Regions from separate parts of the Homo sapiens genome. Here region 1 is linked to region 2. Evidence: chromatin loops called from intact Hi-C (ENCODE). Cell type or tissue: MCF 10A. All regions are shown on one strand.

What was found. Hi-C counts contacts between places; a loop is a spot of excess contacts. Peaks named below come from ENCODE experiments on the same cell type or tissue, not always from the same donor. Only the 100,000 strongest peaks of a DNase experiment are listed, where the experiment ranks them.
Region 1: a loop joins it to region 2, with 5 times the contacts of the local background. A loop is called at or near these places in 3 of 110 quality-filtered maps.

The regions. Positions count from the first base shown.
Region 1 is chr3:30,748,980-30,756,979 of GRCh38, forward strand. The region is part of intron 14 of GADL1 (glutamate decarboxylase like 1); the gene reads right to left. Among named protein-coding and RNA genes, the nearest start is that of GADL1, 140 kb to the right of the region's middle. In MCF 10A, no CTCF peak of the experiment used is centred here; a DNase peak (open chromatin) is centred at 4,182.
Region 2 is chr3:29,277,470-29,285,469 of GRCh38, forward strand. It overlaps RBMS3 (RNA binding motif single stranded interacting protein 3), which reads left to right and starts at 3,602. Exons shown (of 15, transcript NM_001003793.3): 1 at 3,602-4,287. The coding sequence starts at 4,213. RBMS3-AS3 (RBMS3 antisense RNA 3) reads right to left here and starts at 3,470. Exons shown (of 3, transcript NR_109804.1): 1 at 3,262-3,470. RefSeq lists an enhancer at 2,457-2,506. In MCF 10A, a CTCF peak has its summit at 3,425 (motif pointing right); DNase peaks (open chromatin) are centred at 3,502, 4,372, 5,182 and 5,462.

The DNA of each region.
Region 1 (8,000 bases), 1.5 Mb after region 2:
CAAAACAACAACACAATCCCTCACATTCAATGTTGTGGTTCTTTTACTATAATTATCAATTCCCGAATCAATCTTGCCTTCATGTACCCTAGTCTGACTTTCAGGAAACCTCACTGCACTGTTCCTGATTGGAATCTTGCTTTGTGTTTTCTAGCGGTTGCTCTGAAGTCACATGGTCAGCCTGCCATTTGGGGTATCATAGTTTCTGTGAGTAATTGATTCTATCCAGTCTTAAATGGAAATAAATGCTGTGTTTGTATTGCTCAGCATGTTAAATTTTCCTTTTAGGTGAAGCAGAAAAGGTTACATAAGGTCTGAAAGCCTCAATCATAGGCCACTAGGAACACAGTGACCTCCCATTACACTCTTGGTCTTCTCTCTAAAATCAGAAGAAAAGAAGACTGGCCAGAATGCTGGAGTGTCTCTCACTTTCTCTTTTCAACTCTTCTATTGTTTGAACAATGACTAATTAGCTGTCACTATCTTTAATCCAGCAATGTACTGACTAACTCATGCCTATTTTTAGCAACAGGTGAATCTTAGGACATTTCTTCAAGAAGCCAGCACTTTAGACTAATGGGACCTACTTTGATCTTAGAGAACAGAACAGTTTTCAAACATTCCAACTGTGCTTCCCTGATTTTGTGTGTCTGTGTTTGTGGTCCTTGAAATAATAGAGAAGGAAGGTTTTTACCTAGCAACACATTTTCAATCTGCTAGGCAACACCTGAGAAGCACCTGAAGGCAGGCAGAAGTCCTCTACTGAGTGGTTTCATTCGCCCCAGCTGAACAGCTGACACGAGCTCCCGAGGCACTCTACTGAGGATAATTAGACTTATACTCAGGGACCGGCAATAAAACATGAAAACAACTATGATATAAAATGAAATGGGCTATCTGTCATAACTGAAGAATAAACTGTGATGGAGATTTAAATCAGGGTATTCTACAGCCAATGATGAGGGCCAATGGAAAAGAGTGCTTTGGGCAGGAGGTTTTGTACTTTAGACAAAGGTCAGATTTTGCTGTCATTCAATCAGCTGTGTGTTGTGTAGGCAACTTATTATCATTCAGGTTACAGTACAAGAATTTACAAGTGACTCCTCCTCCTCTTTCTCCTTCTTCATCAAAGTAAATTAGAAAATACTGCAGATTATCCCCATATAATATTCCTCTCACTCTTGCTCTGAAATATTTTAATGAATGGGACAGAAGGCGCTAAAATTACAATCAGAAGAGCACATAACTGGAGATGCTGGTTTCTTACAAAAGTACTTATTTCTTTATGTTGTTGTTCTGGTGTGATTATTGATAGTATCCTTTTCAGTTTCAAAAATGTCCTGAGTTGGGCAATTCATCCTCTGGTCACCAGACACGCACCAACAGTCTATCTCATGAAAGCTGTAACAGCACACGGAGTGGCACAAGTGGGTATGATGCATCGTCCACATCCACTGACATCACCGATACTGTCGGCCTCCCTCTGCTTAGGCTTCCAAAACACCAGGTCTACCGAGATGCCCAAACAACATTGCAAAGGCAAGGTTATGAGAAATGCCACACTAGCTGTGGAAAGAGTACCAGTTGATGTTTCCAGTGTAATGAAATGATGCAAACGCCCACTGTATAAAAATTTCCGTCTATCCCTTCTCTCCTCTTGCAGCCACTTTTTTTTTTTAACACAATTGCTACAGCTAATTGTCAATATTAACAACACACGCACACACAATATAAAATATACATATACGTATATGTAATTTGTCCTGCGGCTTCATATGGATTTCAATTCATATCTTCTTCAAACTAACTTATTTTCAGCTTGACTAAAAAGTTGCTAATTCATTCGCCTTAGCTCATTTTTTTATTTTCAATGAACATTAGTCTCTGGTGGATCCTATAATAAAGCATTATACATTTTAAATATTTTTGAAAGACAGAGGACATTATCTGAAACACAAAGTCAACCTTTGTAATAAATATAAAAGAAGCGTGCTTTGAGAGAAAGAAGTAAAGAACTATTGAGACAGGAGAATAGGAATTAGGGTAACCGGGGTTAAGGCATAAACAAAAGAACAACAGGTGCAGCCAATTCGCATAAGCAAAAGAACAGCAGGTGCAGCCAGTTCTAGGCAAGATTGGGCAGCTTACGGGCCATATCCTCGCTCCTGTGATAACAAGACAGGAGTTTCCAGTTCAGCCTCTGATTGAGGGCCAAGCCTCACTTCAGCCTCTGATTGGTCACAGGCCAATCCTTCAAAGGGCATAACCAATTGGAGGCCTCTAAAGGGCACGTGGGGGGTGTTGCCAATTCTTTTGGCTTTATAAAGCCCTGGGACCATTGTGGTAAGGAGACTCTTGAGCCGCTTGCTGGTGTTTGTTTCTATTCTGTGAGTTGTCTTCGCTCAGTCTGTGCTTTTTCTTTCCTTACTCCGTTCTTCTGTTGCTTTGTCTTTCATTGCTTCTTTTATTCCTTCGTGTCTTCTGTTCAACATTCCGAGAACCTGGGTAACTAGAACCTGGGCAACTAGATCTTGTAATGCTATTTGCCTATGAAAATAGGCAAGCTGGAAATATCTAGTAGACTAGAAAAAAGGCTTTCTAGAACTTGAGTGGAGGTATCTATAGAAGATAGGCTAATGTGAAAACTGAAAGACTGAAACAGTTTGAGGAATTATCTCCCTATAAGCCCACCCCTTCATCTAGTCTTAACTACAATCGTGTCTCATAGACACGGAGATCTATGCACTGAGAAACTGAACTAGATTTCTGCTGCGCTGGTGCCCCCCGATGGTCTCGCCATTTCATGGCTCATAGTTTTTAGAGGAAAGTCCCTTGGAAAGCTTTTTTTGTCTCTGACTAAACACAGAAGTAGGATTAAATGGCAGGGCTAAATCTAGCTTCCCTTTTCATCCCCAACCAATCTTGTTTCTCTCCCCAATATCCCATTGAATGGCAAAGGGTAATGAGGCTGAAGATGAAAAGAACAACAGCAAAGACTTACTGATGGCTGTCTAAATAAGATAGGACGATTCTGAAATTAAACCCAGTAGGCAGAATGCTTCTAAAGGCTACCCAGGCCCATGTGCTGAAACCTATTTCGTTAAAGTACTGCTGTGGTTTCTCATTCCACACACACAGTGGTACCTGACTGAGTACTTCACTGAGAAGCTTGAGCAGAAGATGCGGCTCTGATGTAGTGCTGTTAAGTTCTCTCAGGTAACTTTAGGGTTTTCGACAGCTTTTCCTTTTAAACTTAAGGGAGGCTAGATCCACAAACCGAGCACTAGCACAGGCTGGCACGAAACACAGCTTAACTTTCATTTCAGGCGTTGTAGGGGCCTATCTCTCTTGCTGACAGTTACGGGTGCAGTTTAAGCACAATCTATTTAAGTGGTGCACCTTGCATGGAGATAGACATGTATGGTGAAAGAGGATGGGAGTAACAATGGAGTCTGTGCCGCAGCCAGTCTCTGCTTTTAGATAATGCTCTGTATCTAGTTACTATAAATTTGGGATAGCCCTGGCGATGAGGATGCTGTGGGACACTGTTTGCTTCTTTAAATCACCATAACCACTCATAAACCCAGTCTCGAGGAGTTATGCGAGTGTTTTTCTCTGTCCTTTCTCTTAACCTGTTCCCCTTAAATATCGTTACAAGAAAACGTCCACTGGAGCATACTTCATAGCACTGTGACAGTAGCAGAAGGGAGAAAGTGACTGTTCTAGAGGAACTTCCCCCAGCTCTTAGTTCCTTTGAGTATTTAGAAAGTGGAGTCCAAAGATTTGTTAGCATTTGAGATGTTAATGGCAGGTTAAAACAATCTAGGCTGCTGGAAGACAAGAGTTTTCTATTTAAGTTAACAAGATAATTAAGTTCTCAAATAACTAAAAGTGGCTAGAAGTCAAATCAGTATAAGATGATGGCAAGCTGGTAGGGCTTCTGAATTCAGTTGAGAACACAATCCTCGTTTTTTAACTTGGTTTTGAACACTTCATTGTCAGCAGTATTTAAATATTAAATTTTAAAAATAGATTCCTAAAGGAGAGTCATAACGGGCATCTTCTTAAACCAGCTACTCTTTAAAATCAAAATGCTGTCACTGCCAATAAATAAGTGCAGTGTCTTTTTCTTATGGGTGAGTCAGTTATTTAGTCTGATTTCAATCTTCTAAGTAACCTTGCGAAATATTAACCACGCTACACAGGCCCCACCCCTGACTGCAGGCAAGCAGAAATTCCCTTCAGATTGTGTGAATGGAGATAGTTCCAATCTACGTTACATGATCTATACACAATAGTATGTTTTCTGACATTTATTCCTTTGATTCAGAAATTCTTCCTCAAAACCATGTATTTTGAATTCTAGTTTCAAATATGTCTTTGAAAATATCCATGGCAGGTTTGTGCATAATTTGCATTTTGCTTATTTACCTTGGTTGAGGTTTTTCCTTAGTTTATTTTTTAATTTTTAGGAAAAAATTCTCAGGTTTTTTCAATCCTAAAAAACCAAATTTAAGGAAGGATAGTTTCTTTGTAGAAAGGTGATTAATGAAAAATCCCTGTTCTTGCTATTCTGTCATTGAGCTCTTTCAAACAAGCGTCGGAAGACCAACAGACTTAAAGATAACTTGTTTTCTTACAGTACTTAAGATCACTCTTGTTTACTTGCGGGATGTGGCTTAGAGAATCCCAGTTCATATTTAGATAATATGAGGAAACCAACGTGAATCCAGTGGGCACAAGTACAATAAATGAAAACTTAATTTGCTTTTTAACTAAACTTACAAATACATGTGTTCCTATGCAAGATTTATCTAATTCATAAATTGCAAGAAAACAGGCTAGCTTCCTTGTACACTTAAATCTCTGAGGCTCCTCACTCAACTTTTGTTTTAGTGGACCCTGCAAATGAGGTAACTAGACCATTGATGAATCCAGAAGAGGGAAGCAATTGCCTAAAATGACATCACTACTGTTAGCACGCTAAAAGCCATGGCCACCTACGGATTTTCCCAAGGAGGACTGAGGTGGTGAGGGCTACTTGCATTACCAATTGTATTCTATATTTTCCACCTTCAAATAGTAAACTAAATTAGTCACACAGGCTTTCCTGAAAAAGCGTCTGATTGCTAATGTGCCTCCCAAATAAGTAAAAACCCTTTTAAGAAAAATAGACAAGGTTGTGGATTGGCTTTTGAAGTATGGCTTCATCCTTTTTTGCTTTCCTCATGGATTACAAGTTCAATGTGAGGGGCAGAAAGCCTACCATTTTATTTTTTCAAGATGTGTAAAGGAGAACCACATGCAAGCCTTTTGTGGGGGAACAAACTATAATTCTGTCAAACTGATGAAACAAGTTATCAAGTAATATCTTAGCTTCCTTCAGGAAAGAATATGTTGGGGCTACATTCTGATAGGATATATTCAACCATAAGCCTTAAAAGCATGAATCCTAAAGGGATATAGAAAAAAGCCTCATAGGAATGCCAATGACGGACTCTCGAATCTTCAGGAGTTCTGGGAGCATCAAGAATATGGAGTCCAAATTCTACCGCTAAGCTGACAGATGACAAAGAGTGTATTACCTCAATGGCTAAATATTTAAGCTTCATGGAGTTTGGAAGATAGTTGACTGTAAATGAGCCAAGAATACAAAAAAAAAACTGCCTGTGAAATTATACTGCAGACATAAAATCTCAACTGCCTAAGAGCTCTGGTTCTTCTAAAAGCCGTGGCTGACAGAGCAAATTAAGCAGTGAGATGTTTACTATGTTTAACAGAGATAAACTGGCAAATGTAGAAGATGTAATTACCCAGCATGTTTTTCTAAAAATGAATTTTAACTCTGTTCTATGAGGGGGCAAAAACTGCAGGGCACTGATTTTTTTTCTGAAAGTCTCATGTGCTTGGGTAGGATTTTTAAATTATTCAGTAACTTGATAATAAATGGTCAAATATTGAAAAACCAAGAGACTTTCACTGAGGAAGCAGACCAAAACGGGGGAGCACTTTAGCATTTTCAGCATCTCTGAAAAGATTTCTGGTTGAAGAATATTGTTTGATCTAGCAAGATATCCAGAGGATTTAGCCTACCCAGGGACAACGCAGTGCTTCACATAGAGAAAATTAGCCAGTTAAAGCTGACTTGGGACTCTATAGTGAATGTCATACAGATGACCTCCCACCACAAAAACTAACCTGTACCTTACTGTAAATCATATCATTTATATTTGTCTTGCATGCAATAGGAGATAATTACTGACTAAAATATTCAAAGATGTTTACATGGTGAAACCATCAGCTTGATTTATTAACCTGGATGCTTTTCTTATTAAATAGCAACAATAAATGGAGAGTTCCAAGCCAGCTTCTTGGAAGAAGATACTATTACTAAAAAACTTGTTTTTCTATGTAGATATTCTAATAAGCTAAAAACTTCTCTAAGCCAGCACTGGAATAAATACAAAGATTATTCACACATCTAAAAATATTACAGTAACCTGAAAGATAAGTGAAGACTTCTCCCCCTAAGGAATTTCTTGGGCCTGTCCTAGGAGGGCTATCTCCTTTGCAATATGTTACGACAGGAAATCGTCCATTTTTGCTTGTGTGTGTGTGTGACAGTTGTAGAAAATATATACTAGCCTAATAGCGGTAGTGTTTAAATGTCTGAATCCCCTGTTAGACTATAAACTCATTCAGGTCTGGGAGTCCTCCTTAGAATAGTGTCTGACACATTGGAAATGTTCAATAAATAATTGTTAAACGAATGAATGAAACAAAAGGCAAATGTCTAGATACCTATGTTGTGATTAGAAAAAGATTTAAACAAATGCCAAAGGTACTTTTTTTCCTACCAAGAGGTCATCATTTGCATACATAACATTCATACACAGTTCCAAGTCAGCTTTAAATGGCTGGTTCCTCTGTGTGAGCCACTGCTATGGTCCCTGGTGGTAGACTCCCACAAGCTGCCTCCTATATGCAGATTAAGACCTCAGCTGCTTGATAGTTCACACAGTCACCTCACCCAGGCCTCGCAGGAGAAACCTTGGGACTGTGCAGGAGACCTAGGGCTGTGCAGGAGGAGTTTCACAAATGTTTTGGCAGCAGGGAACCAGCAGCAGCAGAGATGAAATGACTCGCCACTCTTCGGGGCACAGGATCTAGCTATGTCAAGCATTCATTTTCACTTTATTTTGATAAAATGTTTTTATGGACCATGACAATGAACATGGAGCTTGGTAACAAGAGAAACGTAAGTTCTGAAACTCAGCTACTCAACTGATCTGGCCTCAGTTTCCTCCTACATAAGATGAGAATAAGAAGGAAATTGACTATCTAGGATTCGTTGCCAAGTCCAAGTGAGATTGTGGATGTGTAAACACTTGTCAAGCCATAAAACACTCTATAATGTATAAAGTTATAAAGGCATCTTTGTGGTAGAATGACTGCAAATATGGTACCAATTATCCTTCTACCACTTTTTGCACTGTGCCTTTGAAGTTCCTACTATCAACAGGTGAAGTCTATTCCTCATCTCTGTAATCTAGCCTGGTCTTGGAATTTGCTTTGGTTCATAGAAAACAGCAGAAGTAATCGTGTGCTAAATTCTGACCCAAGGCCTCAAGGTAACTTCCTTTGCAAATACATTTGCTCTCGGAACACTACCACTGGCAGAACAAGCCTGGATTAGCCTGATTGGGAAGTAGAGATCATGCGGAGGAGAGTTTAGTTGTCCCAGATGAGGCCATCCTTGTCCACCCTTCAGCAGCAAACACAGCCAAGATCCAGCAGAGCTCCCTACCTGACCCATAGCTGATGGCTTGTCTCTCTTACACTTGCCAAGACCAGTAGATCCATCCAGATTCATTAGGAAAGATAGGCTTGATTGTGTTTAAACCACTGGAGTTTGGGGGTAGTTTATGTAGCAATAACTCAGCACTAGCCTCCAACCAGAGTCCATGGGGGGGACATGTCAAAGGAGAGGGGTAATAAGT
Region 2 (8,000 bases):
CCTTTGATGCAGTTTGCTGTTCTTGGATTTGTATGAAATTTGTTGGTTAGTTGGCAAATAGGACACAGCTGTCTTCTGATTTAGAGAGTGCCTTAAACCAGTTACCTCCTACCTTAACTTGATCATTTAAATGGAAAGCGCTACTGCTCCAACAGAGCAGAAATGATATAAAAACTATTTCTGATGTGAGTATCTTGCCTCCTGAATTGCCATGGCTACTGGTGTCTCTGAGGGAAGAAAATAAAAAACAAAAACACAGGTTTTACAATTCCCACAGGTGGTAAACCTACTTTGCATTACTTAAGAAAAGCTTTGAAGGTGCAATGAGGGTTTTTAAGCTAATGACAATTTATGCCTAAAACATTACAATAATCCAACGAAATCAAATAGCATTTTAAAAAGTAACAATTTTATGTAGAAATTGCTGATAGCATCAACACATGCTGGGAACTTTACAGATAATGGGTTATATCAGTTTTGGCTGAGGAGTCATTTGGCCTTTCATTTGTAAATAAGACAGTATTCTTTTCCCTTTAAGGAGTATCTAGACCATGTATTAATGAAAGAGTATTTATATCCTTTGTCCATGGTGGCAGAATTAGCCAAAGCAATCTTGGATTTTGTTCTTACAAGATAGAACTTGGAGGAGCATTAATAGGTTGTTTAAATGACAGCATTCTATAGTTGAAGATGACTAGATGTAGAATCTGAATATTTGGATAAAGTCCTTGCTGTACTGTTAACTATCAATTAATTAGCTTTCCATATCAGTTCTTTACTAAGGTTTATATGATCTGGCCCAAGGGTACCTCCCTAACCCCATTTTATGGTCTTTCCTCACTTGCTTCATTTCAGCCTCTGTGCCGGATCTTGCACATTCCAAAGACACAGTCCCACTGCAGGCCGTTCTGTACTTACTGTTCCCTGTGACTGGGATGTTTTTCCCCCATGTGCAGGCTGGCATTTGTTAAGCAGATCCAACATGGTACAAGGTGTTTTAAAAGCTTCATGTGTTTATCTGGGTTGGTTTTCTAAATAACTGTATGAAGTGAATAGTGATATTTGATGGATGAAGAAACTGAGGGAGATGAATGAAGAAGGGGCAGGATTGGAACCCAGGCAGTCTGGATGGGATCCAAGGCATTAACACGAAGTATTCTCACAGTGCACAATACCCAGAGAATGGTTCACACCCTTGCTTTGACCTTAGGAAAGCATTTTCCAAGGCTCTTCCTTGGAGAGCATTTTCCTATCTTGTTTAAAGTAGAATCTCTGTGACTTTGTTTCTCTTTACTCTGTTTCATATTTCCTTACAGCGCTTTGTATTTCCTGACATTATACTGCATATTTACTTCTTTATCCCTTTGTTTGTCCCCCCTTCCCCACTAAATATAAACTCGATGAAAGAAGGACCTTGTTCTGATTCATGTGCCTCTATATCCTGCACCCAGGTCAATTCTTGACCTGTAACAGGGACTGAAATGTACTGAAAGAGGGATGTAAGTCAGGTTGAAAAATTATTAATTATGTCTAACATTTTATTCTTCAGACATTTACTGAACACCCATTTTGTGCTCAACTCTATGCAAGTTTTTGGAAATATAAAGGCAAGTGAGAACAATGTGACCTCCTGCCCCCCTAGAGTTTAGAACATCATGGAAGAAACAAACAATAAGCAGGCAAATACATGTAGAATAAGCCTTCTATGAGGGCAAATATAAAGTGCAGCAGAGAAGGAAGGGTTTAGAGAAAGCTACTGTGAGGAGGTGATATCCATACTGAGACCTGAAGGACAGGCTGAAGGGTAAAAGAGGTGGAGATGGACTTGGGAGAGCACTCCAGGAAGAGGGAATGACAGAAGCCTCTGAGAGCATGTTCCTGTCCTGAAAGTAGCTCAGAGTGACTCCGGTATAGGATGTGAGGGGCAGAGTTGAAAGTCCGAGACTAGAGTAGAAAGCCAGGGCCAGACAGCTCGTCAAGTGTCCTGAAACCTATTCCAAAGAGTCAGGACTTTATTGTTTGAGAAACGTGACACCACTGGAGGATTTTTAAATCAGTGTCATTTTTAGTGTCTGATTCAGTGTACTGCCTTCAGCCAGGAGAGTTGGCAGTATTTCTATTTTATAGATGGGACAACTGAGGCCCCAAATAATACATTTAAGAGATAGGTGGGGTTGATTTAATATTCTCAATCACCATGTTGTCAGGGCCTCCTAACTCTTACCCTCTCACCCTCCATCCTTCCTTCCTTCTGATTGTTATTCTTGTCAAAAGTAAAACATAAAACTATTTACCTGCCATCCTTATTTTTATCCAAGGAACACGTATGCACTCACACAGCTTCCAGAAACCAGTTCCCCTCGGTGGAAGCCAGTTGCTTTAGGGGTGGTGCGGCTTGTATGTGGATGGACACCATGTGTGCACTGAGCCCAAATTCTCTGTTCTTCTTGACTAGGAAGCTGGATTTGTACCAGGGACCTTTTATCTAAATAGGAGACTCTGGGCTCAGGAGAACAGAGCCGACTTGACAAAGTAGAAAAGAGCTCAGTATTGGTCTGCCCACGCTTTGGGCATGCGTGAGCACTCGCAGCAAAACACAGCTGGCACATCTAATTTTAGCCTCGCCCGCCTTGAAAAGGGACCCTTTAAGGAAATATATTTTATCTGAAACAATTTGTATTATAATGTAGCAGCTGATAGACATGACAGAATATTATCATTGGTGGGAAAAAACTCTGCCAAGCAATTATGATTTTTGTTCTTTTTTTTTTAGATGATATCAGTAAAGTGATTAAAGCATCAATGCAACAAAATAATCATAAAGAGAGAGACAATGGGAGAAACAGATTTTATCTGTAAAATATCTGACGAACCTAAGGGGTCACTTCCTTTGATTTTTTTTTTTTTTTTTTTTACAAAATGGATGTATTTTAAAAAAGTTATTATTTTTGATATGTTCAGTTGATCAGTCCAATCTGATGACATGTGGCATTAATAGTAGTCCTGGAGTAGACCCTAAAATTTCTTCAATACTTAACATCCACCAAGTTTTCCAGGTAGTAAAAGGTTAGTTTCTCAATCAGCTCTTGGATGCGTCTGGCTCTAGCGTGTTAACAGATTTTGAAAGCATCCGGGACTTACTTTTTTCCCCTTTAACCAGCAAGGTTAGTTCCCCTGCCTTTATTTCTTTTCCTTTCTCCTCCTTCCTTCTTTCGTCCTCTCTTCCCTCTCTTCTGTGTTTTGTTTAGCAGTGTGGCTTACCTTGGAACTTGGCAAAAAGAGGAACAAAAAGCAGCTCTTGTGTGGGGTAGATGGAGGAGGGATAAGAAATAATCCACCGCCCGCATTTGAGTTCTTCAGGTTCAGTTCCAGCGGCAGCAGCGTTGCTGCAAAAATCGCTTGCTATTCGAGATAGCCAGCAGAGGGAATCGGAACTTTGCTTGCAGCAGGGGTTGAAGCAGCCTTTTTTTTTTTTTTTCTTGGAGGAAATACTGCAGCCTTCTGGACTGCGTACGCTGCTCCCTGGAGAGGCTCTCTCGGTTCCACCCACCGGCTGGAAGGAGGGGAAGTGAATGAAAGGACAGGACAAGCCCCGAACACCATGTCACTCTGGGAGGGAGACAGCAGCAACTAAGCTGTACAAGGTTTTTTTTTTTTTTTTTTCTTCCTTTTTTTCTTTTTTTTTTTCTTTTTCCCCTTTCTTTTTCTTTCTTTCTTTCTTTTTCTTTCTTTCTTTCTCTTTCTCTCTCTCTTTTTTCTTTTTCTTTAAGGTGGGGAAAGAGACAACCAAGAGACAGGAAGCTGATCTGCAAGGATTCGGAGTTGTGCTAAAAGGACTTTGATTTTTTTCCCCCTTTACGAACGCTGGCAATTGACATCACTACAGACAGCCTGGTTAGAGAACAAACTGCCTCATCCCAAGTGGACCCCGGCAGCTGGGGGAAGCCAGGCAAGATCTGGGAAGGCTGTGTGTGGGTGTTTTTTCTACAGATCTCACTCCTCGCCCTTTTTTTTTTTCCTTTGGTGTGTGTTTTTTGTTTTGTTTTGTTTTTTAAAAAAATTCTTGCTGTGTTGGAACTAGCGAGTGGTGGAGTCTCTGAAGCCTCATCAGTCACCGGGACTGTCAGGAATAGTGGTTTAAGAGGAAGCTCGGCCTGGGGCACTATACCCTGTCATCCAGTTCCCTGCCTCGGAGATAAAGATTCCAGCTACATGGGCAAACGCCTGGATCAGCCACAAATGTACCCCCAGTACACTTACTACTATCCTCATTATCTCCAAACCAAGGTATGGCTTGACCCACGGTCTGGCGATCAGCGTGGTATCGTTCTGCACTTGGGATGGGAAACAGACAGGCGTGTGAATTATTAGTTAACCCCCACCCCCATCACTTCTTCCTGCTTCTTTGAAATTAGTGACATACCAATGGAGTTAATGAGGCAGAGGAAGACATAAGAAGAAAGCAGCAAACCCGGAATTGTAGCTTTCTCTTTAAGGAGAGATAATAGTTTCACTTGAGTTCAGTTTCTTTGTTGTTATTTGGCAGCATAAATGGTCCTGATATCAGGAACGTCTTTTGCAGATGGGCACGGTTTTTAGAAAGCAGATCACAACAGTGATTACCAGGCACAAGAATATAATTTCAGGGGCTTTTCTGGTGAGCTGTTCTTTGATTGTGGCTCTAAAAGGGTTTTTCCCACTGGATAGGACGTGCAACGGTGGGGGTAACTCAAACTTTTAATCGCAGGGTATAGAATGAAAGAAGGGTGTGAGAAGGTATAGGGCTCCTACCAGAGTCTCTGAGAGTTTATTTTTATTTTTAATTTGCCTTGCCTATTTTATTTTATGTTGAGGATGATCAGCATGCTACAGACTGCTTTACAATAGATGTTCTTTACTTTTAGAAGATCTATTTTTCTGTGTAGCTGCCATGAGGAGGCCTGAGTCTTGAAAAGGAATGAAATGTAACTGATCATAATTGGACTTGAATTGGTTAAATACTTTAGGCTTTATGTGTGTGTGTCAAATGACCATTAGGGGCCCAGAGGCAAGCCCACGTAAGTAAGCAGTGGGCAGTACCTACCCTGAACTTTATCCTGCAGTTAAGACATGAAAGACTCTCAGGTGTGAAATCACTGCTCCGATTTGTCAATTAAATTGGACTTGATTAGGGGGAAAACATGTTAGCGGAGTGACCACCTCGAGTGTACGGGTGATATTATTTTGTATTGCATTAGCATTAGCCAGACTCCACCGTCTCCTTAATAAATAAATATGCCGAGAGTGAACAAGGCGTGCCTGAATGATCTATGCTGTCACCAGGACTCGGTGATGTGATTAGGGTTAGGTAATTCATGCTGTAGTTATCTGTCATTTATTTTGTCTCGTCCAGCAACGCCTATTTGTAAACCAGACTGGGAAGCAGACTTTCAGTATTATACAAAAGATTATTGCTTTGTTTTTTTCTTTTTCAATTGCTTTGTAATCCACCCTGCCCCTCCAAGGTCGACTCACACTGCTATTTGCCTTTGTGAGCATTTAGTTTGTGCTGCTGATGCTTAAATAGACTAGCCCTCCTGCTCGGTGCCTTAAGTTTTAACTCTTTGGGGGTGTTAGGTTGAGAATGCTGCCTGCCATTCCTCAAGGAAATGGCAGAGCAAGGACAAGTTAAAAGGGGAAAATTTACAGTCATTTCTCATGCCTCAACAAAACAAAAACAATAAACTCAAAGGTTGCATGAAAAATATCAGACATTCCATCCCTTTTACTCATTTGGCTACATTTTTCCAAGTGTTTCAAAAATTACACTTTGTTTCGGGTCCTTGTTTTCTACTATGGTATATATTCAGAAAAGAAACTTTAGATTGAAATGAATAACATAATTGTTTTTCTGTTTGAGACTTCTTTTAACCTATTACTAACAGGAAATAGTGAATGTTATGCACATTTTTTCAAAGACACAGGCTGCTGGATGAGCTATACTAGTAGAAAGTGTGTGCGAGAGAGAGAAAGATGGGGGGTAAAGAGAGAGAGTGGAGTAGTGAGGGAAAAGAGAGGAGCCTGAAAAATAGGGAGATTGTAGATATCTGTTTTGGAGTTCTATGTAGTTTAGTGTTGTATAGACAGGCGGCATCTGGATCTTGTTACTCTCAAGCTAGCCAACACCTTGAACTTCTGGAACATTTTTAAAGAAGTTAGATCCATTAGGCGTCCTATGTTGATATTTGGATAATCAGATCAGGATAGTAGGGAATATAAGATCAGCTATTTTGCCTATCATGGTAGTTCACATTGATTATTATGTTGTAAAATGTTGACAATGCTTTGAAGTTGTCCTGTATTGTTATGGTGGCTCTGAAATGACAGACATTAATAGCATTCCTGGAAGCTGAAGATGAGAAAATGTGCCCTGTTTTGAAACTTGCATAGAGAGGAAATGAGATGAAGAGTCAATGTGCAATCATATTTTAAAATGTGGGTACTGGGGATTTTCTGACAGGGTTAATACTATACAATGAAGTACCATCATGTTTCAGTGTAACAGGAAAACAACTGGGTTATTTCCACATCACTTTTTGTTCCTTCTACACTTATACCTCAAAATATAATTTATAATCATTTTAAATGAAGTACATGCTGCTTATATTTATTTGGTAAGCCTGGGTGGAATTCATAAAATCCACTCTTTGTAGCCTTGGCTTGGAGTTATAATCCAATTTGAAATTCATAGCTATTTAAAATGATGCTGATATGTCAATAATACTTATGTTTGATGAAAATAGAGTCTACGGTAGGTAAAAATCGTATTCTGGTGATAACATATCTTAAATTTTTCTCTAAATTGAGGTAGGTTTTCTTCCTGCCAATCCACAAGGGCTATTTACTATCATTAGTTTTTTGGGGAAAATCTTCATGGGATTTTAAAGGATTGAAATGTTTATTACTACATTATTTCAGAAAATGCACACATGCTGAACTCTCTTTTTCTACTTGTGTAATGATAAATACCTTTGCTATTTTTTAATGATAAAACAAAATGAAAATGAGATTTAAGAAATAAATGCAGATGTTTCCATTCCCTGGAATACATAGTAAAGTTTTAGAAGAACTTGCGACACTTCCCTGCCTTCTCTGCTCCTATTATTTTCCATTGCATTGGAATGAATCTCTCAACTTTGTTTCTTTAAAAGTAAATGTTTATGCTCCTTCAAATAATTTTTCAAATCCTTAAAATGTTATATATTAGAAAAATATACATGTAAGTTAAGATGAAAACCCAGTGGCTGACTCATATCTATAATGTGTAACAATGTTGTCATCCTGTGCTCCCTCTTTCACACCTCACGTCTTTAAAAAGTTGTCATTTGTCAATTTTCTTTTTGATGAATTTTTCTTTTTTTTTTTTTTTTTTTTTACCAAAAGAAGCAATTTCAAGGAGGAACATTACTTCGCTTAAGGAATAATGAAGAAATCTTAGTGATATGTTGTAATATTTAAATAAGAAACAACCGGATGAAAAAATAGTTTATCAAGGCAAATTTGCTGTTTGGAAGGGACACCCAGAATAATCAGCAAGTTTTAGAGAAAAAGGGCTCAAAAAATAGTTCATTAGCTTAATGACAAAATACAAAATGTTTGATTAGTTGTAATCCAACATTTTTTAAGTATTTTATCACCCTTTCCAAAAAAAAAACAACCTGTTGCTGTTGACTTATGAGATCCCAGCTGAATTTCATTCTGAATTTTTGAGGTACTTGCCGGGGTGGGGTGGGGGTGGGGGTGGTGGTGGGGAGTAGGTGGGGGTGGATGGGGGGTTCTTGAAAAAAAATTAGTCAAGCTAGGTAAGCTAAAAAGAAGAAAACCTGGTTACAGCCCGGTGAATTGATTTTTTTCCAGCCGAGAAATAGATATTTCTCTCACATATATTTGGAAAACTTTAGTCATCTTCATAAAACTTAAAAAGTTACCTAAGCACACACAGCAAGTTTCTCCTTTCTTCC